Linked DNA regions of Homo sapiens: region 2 is linked to region 1. Evidence: read pairs that join two places in POLR2A ChIA-PET (ENCODE). Cell type or tissue: B cell. All regions are shown on one strand. Links, peaks and the distances in the headings refer to the core of each region. The heading gives the core; the rest is flanking DNA. Region 1 overlaps RAI1 (retinoic acid induced 1). Region 2 overlaps NT5M (5',3'-nucleotidase, mitochondrial).

Region 1 (5,369 bases), core at 174-5,173:
TAGGCATGAAGGCTCATGCCTGTAATCTTAGCACTTTGGGAGGCCAAGGCGGAAGGATCGTTTGAGCTCAGGAGATCGAGGCTACAGTGATTTATGATCATACCACTGCACTCCAGCCTCGGCAAACAGAGCAAGCCCCTGTTGCAACTAAAACAGAAACAAAAAGAAAACAGACCCAGCTCTGCTCTGTGACCTTAACCTCTATGAGCCTCAGTTTTCACTATGCTTGTTTTGCCCACCAATGGCCCCCTCCCCCTGAGCCCCAGAGCCGGAGCCAACACCTTTCCAGAGCCACAGGTGGGTCCCCACCCCAAAAAGGTTATGGGAGAACTCCTGCTCCCGACGCTACAAGAATGCACTGCCCTCAGAGAGTCCCTTCCAAAGGTTTTTGGCCTAGGGGCTTGATCAGAAAGCAGTCCCCACCCTGCATGGAAACCCTCACACGCTCTATTCCCCAGGTTTTGCTGATGATTCTGACTTGCAGTGCAGCCTTCCTACGTCAGCCTGGCCTCCCAGCGGGGCAGTAGGGGGCGCGGCTGTCCTCCTGACCCTGACCTGGACAGGAAGTTGGATCCTCCCTAGCCTCCTGTGAGCCCACTCCCTGCCTGGAAGCCTTGAGTCTCCAAGTCCCCTTACAGCCGCTGTCCAACTCCTGGGGGTGGAGGTGCAGGTTGGGAGGAAGAGTGATGGAGCCTCTCCACTGCTTCTGAGCCCTGCTCACTGCTTACTGCCCCAATCATCCAGTCCACAAGCATTTATTGAGCACTTACTACACGTAAAGTACAGTGCTAACCACTGTCAGAGAGATGAAGTTGAAAGGCAGGGCCCCACCTCCTCACGTCTGGCAGCAGCAGCAGATGCATTACTGATGCCGCACAGCTCCGCAGTTACAAACACAGGCTTTGAAGTCACACAGCCCTGGGTTTGAGGCTTAATTTTGCCACCTCGGAGATGAGTGACTTTGAGCTCACTCCTCACCCCGACTGGCCTCAGTGTCTGCATCTGCAAAATGAGATATTAAGAGAAGCCACCTCATGGCTGGTGATAAACTACTGGATACCAAGAGTTTCACATAGCCTGGCAGGGAGGTGCTAAACCCCTGTGAGCCTCATTCCTTGCCTTGACCAGAGCAAGGGCAGAACCCCGAGGCATGCCAGTAGGGACCTCCCTCTAGGTTTCTACCACCTCATTAATCAGTGACGACTGTCTACCCGGCTGTGATGCCACCTGACGCTCCTGGCAGCCTGCCCATTCACCTCCATTTTGTCTGCAAGGACATCTGGGGACAAGAATGGGAGAAGGGGCATGGAGTTGGGCAGCAGGCCCCACTGCTATTAGCCCTGATGGGGTCACTGCTTATCCCCCCTTCCCATATACAGTAGGCTCACAATCATCATCCGAGGCTTGGCCTGGTAGTGAGGAACCCAGCTGAAGATAATAGGCTGCATCCTGGGATGAGGTGGGTGGTACAAGCTTTTGTGCCAACTGAAGGGTCTGAATTTGGTCCTCTTGGCAATAGGGAGGCAGTGAAGGTTGCTAGGCAACAGAGGACCCTCTGCCCACCTCTCCAGCCTCATGCCTCCACACTTTGGAGTGAGCTCAGTTTTTCTGTGGTTGTCCCTTACTCCCTCTCCCCTCATGTCAGCCAGTGTTCTGCCCTAGCCAGGGCTGAACTCCAATTGTTTCCCTACCTGGAATGCTATTCCTGCCAATTAGCTCACACTTATCCTTCCTTCCAGGCTGAGCTTAGAAGCCTCTCCCAGCCTTCCCAGTTTGAGCTCAAAGACTGTTCTCTGCTTCCTTTAAATTGGTCCTTTTTCCATTAGAGGACAAGTATTCCTTTCGAGCGCTGCCTCCCCGACTGGAGTCCTTGGAGGGCAGAGCCCAAGTCTGACTCCCCTCTGTGCTCTCAGCATTGCCTGACACAGGCAGGACCAGGGCTGGGTGGCCTCCCAGTGGGCACTGTGCAATGCTTCAGGCTTTGGTCTCTGAGACGCACAAAGGGAGGAGGGATGGGACTGGAAGGGGCAGAAAGGAGGGGCAACCAGGCATGGTGGTGCACACCTTGTAGTCTCAGCTACTTGGGAGGCTGAGGTGGGAGGGTTGTTTGAGCCCACGGGTTGAGGGCTACAGTGAGCCATGATCGCACCACTGCACTCCAGCCTGGGCAACAAAGCAAGATGCGGTCTTCAAAGAAAGAAAAAAGAGGGGCTGGGTACAAGGGGACATGGAAGAGAGAGGGGAGGGAAAGGGGACCATCTAAAAACTGCATGAGCGGTCTGTCTATTCCCTCTTCCGTTTTCCTTCCCTCTGCAAAAAGAGAAGAGTGAGAGAAGGGAATGAGGGAGAGAGGAGGGGCAGGCGCCTATCCCAGGATCACTTGATGGGGTGGGGAGGAGCACAGGGAAGTCCCACAGAGAATACCATTAGGTCTCAAGGTTTCCCTGAGGTTCCCATCAGTCTCACAGCCCCCTGCCTAGGCAGAAGGCTCAGGGCAGCAGTGCAGCCCCCACAACCCCAGGGCCATCCCCAGGGAGATGGCAGGGGCATGCAGAGATAGGGCAGTCAGGCAGACTGGCCTCAGTGAAATGTCAGTCCAGAGGGAGGACACACCCAGACAACCTTCACCATGGGCTAGCCCACCCCTCAACAAAGGGCCCAGACCCATCCCCAATCCCATCCCAGGAGGACAGGGGCTCATCTTGTTGGAGGCGCAGGGGTGGGTTTCAGGGAGGATGAGCGAGGAGGGAGAGGGGTCTTTGTTGCAGGCAGAGGTACCAGCTTCTAAAGACGAGGGGAGTAAGGCCGAGATGAGGCATCTGGGGTCTCTGCGAGGTCACATTCAACCCTCAAGAGCGCCTGGCACGTAATGTGCAACCACCATTATTATTGTTCGTGCAGAGCAGGGTGGCACTGGGTCAGTGGCAGCAGCGGTCCCGAAGGGCCTTGAATGCCAAGCCCAAGATGGCCGGGGGACGGCGCGGGGGAGCACGAAGCCGGCGCGGTTGAACGCCGGGGAGCGGGCGAGCGGATCTCCGCCGAGGCAGGGCGATAAATTAATGAAACGAACGCGCCGCGCCCCGAGGACGAGAGGGGCCGGACTGCGGCCTCGGCGGACGAGGCCCGGCCTCGCGGAGGCCCCGCTGCTCTCCTCTTCTCTCCCATCCCCTCCCCTCCCCGCCGGGCGTCGTTTTCCAGGTAATTAAGGCCGTCCCGGCCGGCGCGCAGCTGCTTCCGCGGCCGGCCGCGCCTCAGGCCCGGGCAGGTGCAATTAAACCCGCGCGTTCGCAGCCATTAAGCTTTAATGGGGCTCATTAGCATAAGAACGAGAAGACGCTTTGATGGCGGCCACCCCCGCAGGGGCTGCGCGCGAACGCCGAGGGGCGGCGGGGCGCGGCCGCTGGAGCCCCGAGCCGGGAGCCGCGCCTCCAGCTCGCGGCCCGAGTCCTGCCAAGGCAGTCCCGCCTGGGGCCGGGCGACAGGAGGCGGGCCGCGGAGCTTGACCTCGTCTCAGGGGTTCCAGGCTGCGTCCGAGAGCCAGAGGTTTCACAGGGCCCAGGCCCCAAGAATAGGTCTTTGAAGGACGAGGGAGGAGGCCCAACCTAGAGAGCAGATGTGCTTTCCCAAAGAAGCAGCTGAGGAAACTGAGGCCTAGAGGTGCCATGTGACACACAGCCCCGGTCTCAGCCTGCAAGTGGTTCATTTATTCAACAACGATAGCAGCCAAGGCTTATGTGAGTTTTAAGGATTTAGCATAAATTTTCTCACTTAATCTCCCCAAGAGCCCCAGGAGTAGTGGATACTTGCTCTTGTGATCCCATTTTACACAAGAGGAATCTGAGGCTTGGAGGGGGACACCCAAGGTCCCACAAGCCACAGTGAGCTTTGAACCTCGACAGTCTGGCTCCTGAGGCTGGGCTCATAACTAGGAAGCCACACTATCATGTGTGACATGACCAGGAGAGGCACAGGGTGGGGTGGAGTGGTGGGGGATGGGACCGTGACCAGCTGGTGGGCTGGGTGGGCCATCCTACCCGGCAGACAGTAGCCATCTCCACCAACTGTGGCCGGGGGAAGCAGGGTAGAATAATCCAGAAGAAATGTAAACTGGAAATTGGAAATGAAGTCACTCAACGATTACTCACTGGCAATTCATTTGATTCCCCCCCCCCCGGCCCCCCGACAATGGATGGGCTTTCAAAACAGGTCTGTGGTCAGGACGTGGCAGGAGGACCACCACTTTGCCATCTCAGTCCAACATGGAGTGCAGTGTGCCCAGCAATTACTAGGTGTTCAGGAAACACTAGTCAAGCAAATGAATGAGTGAATGCATGAATAAATGCTTTTCTCTGCAATTTTGGGGCAAAATAGGGGACTAATTCTTCAATTTAATGTTTTCCAGGCTTTCTTCGATCCAGGTGGCTCTGTGAGAGCAAAAGGGCCCAGAGGAACTGGCAGGTGGGGCCTGAGGCAGCGGTGCTGTGCTTGGCTCCAGGCGTCCCCTGGGGCAGTGCCTCCAGCATTCCAAAGTCAAGGATGTTGCCGACAGATGTCTTGAGGGCCCTGGCAGGGAGCGCAAAAAGCACTGAAGAGGAGACATATACTGCCTGAGTTCCACTCAGAGGTGACGGGAGCCAGAAGGAAGCCACCAGCCTCTAGGAGCCCAGAGAAGGTGGGCAGTTGCCTGAGGCCACACAGCAAGAATCTGGGTCTCCTGATTCCTTCAATCCCGGCTGAGCCTTTACCCAGTGCCTGGATCAGCCCCCAGTCTAAGCACAGGACTCCCTGTCTCCATCAGAGAAGCTCTGCCTGGCCTCTGTCTTGGCTTGTGATCAGCCGGCATTCCCATGCATGAATGCACGACTCAGATCACTTGATTCTTTGATTAATGTCTTTCTTCCTTTGGCCACACCTCCCTCAAGGGCAGGGATTTTGTGTGTCCATCCAGATCATGGCTGATCTCAGTGCCTGGCACACAGTAGGCCTCCAAACATAGATATCGACCAGGTGGAAGTATTATTACTACAGAGTCACAGCGCCAAAGAAAACTCAGTGCCTGGGGTGAGCTTTCCTACCTCCCCAAGCTCTCATGCCCACTCACAGCTGGCTCAGGGGCTGAGAGGGGCCTCAATGCCTCCACAGCTGAGCTGGCCTGGGGGTGCAGGCAGGGGAAGGGCTCAGCTCCCCTTCCTGTCCTGACCCTGAGGCTGGCCCACCCCCTCACCTCCGGTCTGCAAAGGTATCTGCCCCAGGGGGGCCCTCAGCAGCCTCATTAGGAAAGTAGTGACAGACACATTCAATATAAAGGGGTGTGGGGGGAGGGGGAGACCGAGGGCTGTTACAGGGTTGTCTGCCGCTTTCCTGACTAC
Region 2 (5,369 bases), core at 264-5,263, 380 kb after region 1:
GACACTTCCATCACCCCAAAAAGAAGCCCCATTCCCATTAAGCAGTCATTCCCACAGCCCCTCCCCACAGCCCGGGGAACCAGGGGCTGCCTAGCTCTAAGGATTTGCCTCTTGTTCAGAAACTTTTTTTTTTTTTTTTCTAAGACGAGGTCTCACTCTTGCCCAGGCTGGAGTGCAGTAGCTCAATCTCAGCTCACTGCAACCTCTGCCTCACAGGTTCAAGCAATTCTTCTACCTCAGCCTCCCCGCAAGCAGCTGGGATTACAGGCACCCACCAACACGCTCAGCTAATTTTTGTATTTTTAGTAGAGGTGGGGTTTCACCATGTTGCCCAGGCTGGTCTCGAACTCCTGACCTCTGGTGATCCACGTGCCTCGGCCTCCCAAAGCACTGGGATTACAGGGGTGAGCCACCACGCCCGCCCCATAATATTTCACATAAATAGAATCCTACAATACGTGGCCTTCTGTGTCTGGCTTCTTTCACTCAGTATCATGTTTTCAAGGTTCATTCATGTTGCCACATGAATGGGTAGGTCATTCCTTTTTTTTTTTTTTTTTTTTTTTTGAGACGGAGTTCTGCTCTTGTTGCCCAGGCTGGAGTGCAATGGCGTGATCTCGGCTCACTGCAACCTCCGCTCCCCAGGTTCAAGGGATTCTCCTGCCTCAGCCTTCCGAGGAGCTGGGATTACAGGTATGTGCCACCACGTCCAGCTAATTTTGTATTTTTAGTAGAGACAGAGTTTCTCCATGTTGGTAAGGCTGGTCTCAAACTCCGGACCTCAGATGATCCGCCCGCCTCAGCCTCCCAAAGTGCTGGGATTACACACTTGAGCCACTGCGCCCAGACTTTTTTTTTTTTTTTTTTTTTTTGAGACAGAGTCTCGCTTTGTTACCCAGGCTGGAGTTCAGTGGCACGATCTAGACTCACTGCAACCTCCCGTTTCCCCAGTTCAAGTGATTCTCCTGGGTCAGCCTCCCAAGTAGCTGGGATTACAGGTGCCTGCCACCAAGCCTGGCTAATTCTTTTTGTATTTTTAGTAGAGACGGGGTTTCGCCGTGTGGCACTGGCTGGTTTCAAACTCCTGAGCTCAGGCAATCTGTCCCCCTCAGCCTCCCAAAGTGCTGGGATTACAGGCATGAGCCACCATGCCCGGCAGTCATTCCTTTTTATAGCTGAAACATATTCCATTGTGTGGCTACGTCACATTTTAAATATCCATCCATCACTTAGTGGATACTTGGGGTTGCTGTGAATAGTGTTGCTGGGACATTCGGGTACTAGTATTTGTTTGAATACCTGTTTTCAATTCCGTGGATATACACCTATGAGTTGAATTGCTGGCTCATACAGTGAGTCTATGTCTAACTTTTTTTTTTTTTTTTTTTTTGATCATGGAGTCTCACTCTGTCACCTAGGCTGGAGTCCAGTGGCATGATCTCAGCTCACTGCAACCTCCACCTCCTGGGTTCAAGCGATTCTCCTGCCTCAGTCTCCCAAGAGCTGGGATTACAGGTGCCTGCCACCATGCCTAGCTAATTTTTGTATTTTTAGTAGACAGGATTTCATCATGTTGGCCAGGCTGGTCTCAAACTCTTGACCTCAGGTGATTCGCCCTCCATGGCCTTCCAAAGTGCTGGGATAACAGGCGTGAGCCACCATGCCCGGCCTAACATTTGGAGGAAATGTTTTTCAAGGTGTTTTTCCACACTGGCTGCACTGTTTTATATTCACACCCACAATGTGAATTGTGGTTTTTTTAGAGACTGTCTCACTCTATGTTGCCCAGGCTGGCCTTCCGGCCTTCTGTTGCCCTTCTCAGCCTTCTGAGTAGCTGGGAGCACAGGTGAGCGCCACTCACCCAGCTCCTCCTTGTGGTTTTGACTTGCATTTCCCTAATGACTGATGATGTTTTCAGGTAGTTACTGGCCATCTGTATATCTTCATTGGAAAAATGTCTATCCAAATTCATTGCCCCAAATCCACATTTTAAAAACCTAAATTGGCCGGGAGCAGTGGCTCACGCCTGTAATCCCAGCACTTTGGGAGGCCGAGGTGGGCAGATCACCAGGTCAGGAGATCGAGACTAACCTGGCTAATACGGTGAAACCCTGTCTCTACTAAAAATACAAAAAATTAGCGGGGCATGGTGGCAGGCACCTGTAGTCTCAGCTACTCGGGAGGCTGAGGCAGGAGAATGGCATGAACCCAGGAGGCAGAGCTTGCAGTGAGCCGAGATCATGCCACAGCACTCCAGCCTGGGCGACAGAGCGAGACTCTGTCTCAAAAAAAAAAAACAAAAACAAAAACAAAAACAAAAAACAAAAAACCTAAGTTATGGCCAGGCACGGTGGCTCATGCCTGTAATCCCAGCACTTTGGGAGGCCGAGGCGGGTGGATCATGAGGTCAGGAGATCGAGACCATCCAGGCTAACAGGGTGAAATGCTGTCTCTACTAAAAATACAAAAAATTAGCCAGGCGTGGTAGCATGTGCCTATAGTCCCAGCTACTCTGGAGGCTGAGGCAGGAGAATCGCTTAACCCGGGAGGCAGAGGTTGCAGTGAGCTGAGATTGCGCCACTGCATTCCAGCCTGGGCAACAGAGCGAGACTCCATCTCAAAAAAAAACAAAAACAAAACAAAACAAAACAAAACAAAAAACAAAACCCTAAGTTATGGCTGGGCACGGTGGCTCACTTCTGTAATCCCAGCACTTCGGGAGGCCGAGGAGAGCTGATCACCCAAGGTTAGGAGTTCCAGACCAGCCTGGCCAACATGGTGAAACCCCATCTCTAATAAAAATACAAAAATTAGCCAGGTGTGGTGGCGGGCGCCTGTAATCCCAGCTACTCAGGAGGCTGAGGCAGGAGAATCACTTGAACCCGGGAGGCAAAGGTTGCAGCGAGCCAAGATCATGCCATTGCACTCCAGCCTGGATGACAAGAGTGAAACTCTGTCTCGAATAAATAAATAAATAAATAAAAACCTAAGTTACAGCTGGGCACGGTGGCTCACGCATGTAATTCCAGCACTTTGGGAGGCCAAGGTGTCAGGAAGTCAAGCGGTTAAGAGGTTAAGACCAGCCTGGCCAACATGGTGAAAACCTGTCTTCACTAAAAACACAGAAATTAGCCAGGCATGTTGGCGAACACCTGTAGTCCCAGCTACTTGGGAGGCTGAAACAGGATAATTGCTTTTACCCGGGAGATACAGGTTGTAGTAGGGAGCCAAGATGGCACCACTACACTACAGCCTGGGGGACAGAGTGAGATTCTGTCTCATTTAAAAAAAAAAAAAAGGCCGGGCATGGTGGCTCATGCCTGTAATCCCAGCACTTTGGGAGGCCAAGGCGGGCTGATCACAAGGTCAGGAGATCGAGACCATTCTGGCTAACACAGTGAAACGCCATCTCTACTAAAAAATACAAAAAAAAATTAGCCGGGCGTGGTGGCAGATGCCTGTAGTCCCAGCTACTTGGGAGGCTGAGGCAGAACAGCATGAACCCGGGAGGCGGAGCTTGCAGTGAGCTGGGATCACACCGCTGCACTCTAGCCTGGGTGATGGAGCGAGGCTGTCTCAAAAAAAAAAAAAAAAAAAAAACAAAAAAACCCTAAGTTAGATCACATCAATCTCTCTTCAACTTCACCCTCCACCCACCCCTGCCACCCCCAACATGCTTCCTAAGTTCCAGTGCCAGCTGTCCAGTTCCTTTATGTTACTCAGACAAACAAAGGCCTGGCCCGGCTCAGGCATTGGCACCTGCTCCTCTCCTGGCCTGCAAGGCCTGTCCCGACTCTTCACTGGCCCATTCATTCTTACTCTTCAGGTCTGATGTCAATTCTCAGCTCCCTAGAGCCAGCTTCCCATTCTACCCAAAGCAGCCCCTTCCCTGTTTCCTCTGCAGCACAGCCCCTTGTTTAGTTCCTTCACTAAGCTTATCACAGTTGGAAATCATTTTAGTTTATATGTTGTCATCTTCCCTGCTGTGAGACCTGCCCTGAAACTGGAGACCTTAGGTGTGTTATTTACATATATATCCCCAGTGCTAGCACAGTACTGGGTGCATATTAAGTCGTAAAATGTATCTGTTTAATGAACCCATGAATAAACTGCCTCTTACTCTAGGCTTCACGACAGTGAGCACCATGTTAAAATCAGGTTTAAGTTCTTATCCTTCTAAATGAGTGGTTTCCTCCAAAATTGTTAAAAAAAAATTTTTTTTTAAATCAACAATTACTGTGGGATTATGCACATGAAGTTATTCATTTGGCAAATATTTTGAGTGTGTGATGTGCCAGGCATCATTCTGGGAACTAAGAATAGAGCCAGAACCAAGACAATCCCTGACCTCAGGGAGCTGACACTCAAAAGAGGAAGGGACAGACACAGACATGCAATTTCAGCTTAGAGTACACACTCAGGGTCATGGGACAGAACGACCAGGAGGGGAGGGCAGAGACCTCAGCTGCAGTGGTCAGGGAAGGCCTCTGTGAGGAGGCAACATGCACGGTTCTCAGTTTGAAAGAGAAAAACAATCTAGCTGTGTAAAGAACTAGGGCAGAAACATTCCAGGAAGATGCAACAAGAACAAAGGTCCTAAGACCAGAAACACGTGTGGCACATCCAAGGGGCAGGAAAGAAGCCAGCGTGACAGGAGCAGAGGAAGACAGAGGTTGGAAAGGAAGGCAGGGTCAGATGGCAGACAGCCTTCCCAGCCTGGCCAAGGGACAGCGGGATTTTACCACAAGATGAAGCCAGCAGAGGGCTTTCAGTGGGGCTAACATCATCTGAATTTGGTTTAAAAAATATCACTCTGACTGCTGGGTGGAGCATATCAATTTGTAAATCTATATTTAAATATGTAGGGGGGTGCACTTCAAAAGGTCTGGAAGCATACACACCAAATTCTTAACTAGAGCAAGAAGAGTGGGCCAAGGTGGGTATATGCAGGGAGAGAGGTCAACTGACACATTTTCACACACGCTCATGCTATTGGAGTCTTTTATAAGAATATATTCGGCCGGGCACGATGGCTCACGCCTGTAATCCTAGCACTTTGGGAAGCCGAGGTGGGTGGACCACCTGAGGTCAGGAGTTAAACACCAGCCTGACCAACGTGGTGAAACCCCGTCTTTACTAAAAATACAAAAAATTAGCCGGGCGTGGTGGCGGGCGCCCGTAATCCCAGGTACTCCAGAGGCTGAGGCAGGAGAATCACTTGAACCCGGGAGGCGGAGGTTGTAGTGAGCCGAGATCGCACCACTGCACTCCAGCCTGGACGACAGAGCAAGACTCCATCTCAAAAAAAAAAAGAATATATTCATATATTCCCGAACAATAAAAAGAATGGTCACCCCTGAAGATATTCC

What was found. Peaks named below come from ENCODE experiments on the same cell type or tissue, not always from the same donor. Only the 100,000 strongest peaks of a DNase experiment are listed, where the experiment ranks them.
Region 2: POLR2A ChIA-PET joins it to region 1 with 10 read pairs; 3 of 35 experiments call an interaction of 5 or more read pairs at or near these places.

Annotation. Positions count from the first base shown.
Region 1 is chr17:17,698,434-17,703,802 of GRCh38, reverse strand. The region is part of intron 1 of RAI1 (retinoic acid induced 1); the gene reads right to left. LOC124903943 (a long non-coding RNA gene) reads left to right here. Exons shown (of 2, transcript XR_007065650.1): 2 at 1-5,369. Among named protein-coding and RNA genes, the nearest start is that of RAI1, 20 kb to the right of the region's middle. RefSeq lists enhancers at 3,047-3,558, 4,038-4,555, 4,556-5,074. In B cell, for the core only: no CTCF peak of the experiment used is centred there; DNase peaks (open chromatin) are centred at 3,084 and 3,268; H3K4me3 peaks cover 742 bases.
Region 2 is chr17:17,313,984-17,319,352 of GRCh38, reverse strand. All of the region lies in intron 2 of NT5M (5',3'-nucleotidase, mitochondrial), which reads right to left. Among named protein-coding and RNA genes, the nearest start is that of NT5M, 13 kb to the right of the region's middle. In B cell, for the core only: no CTCF peak of the experiment used is centred there; no DNase peak of the experiment used is centred there.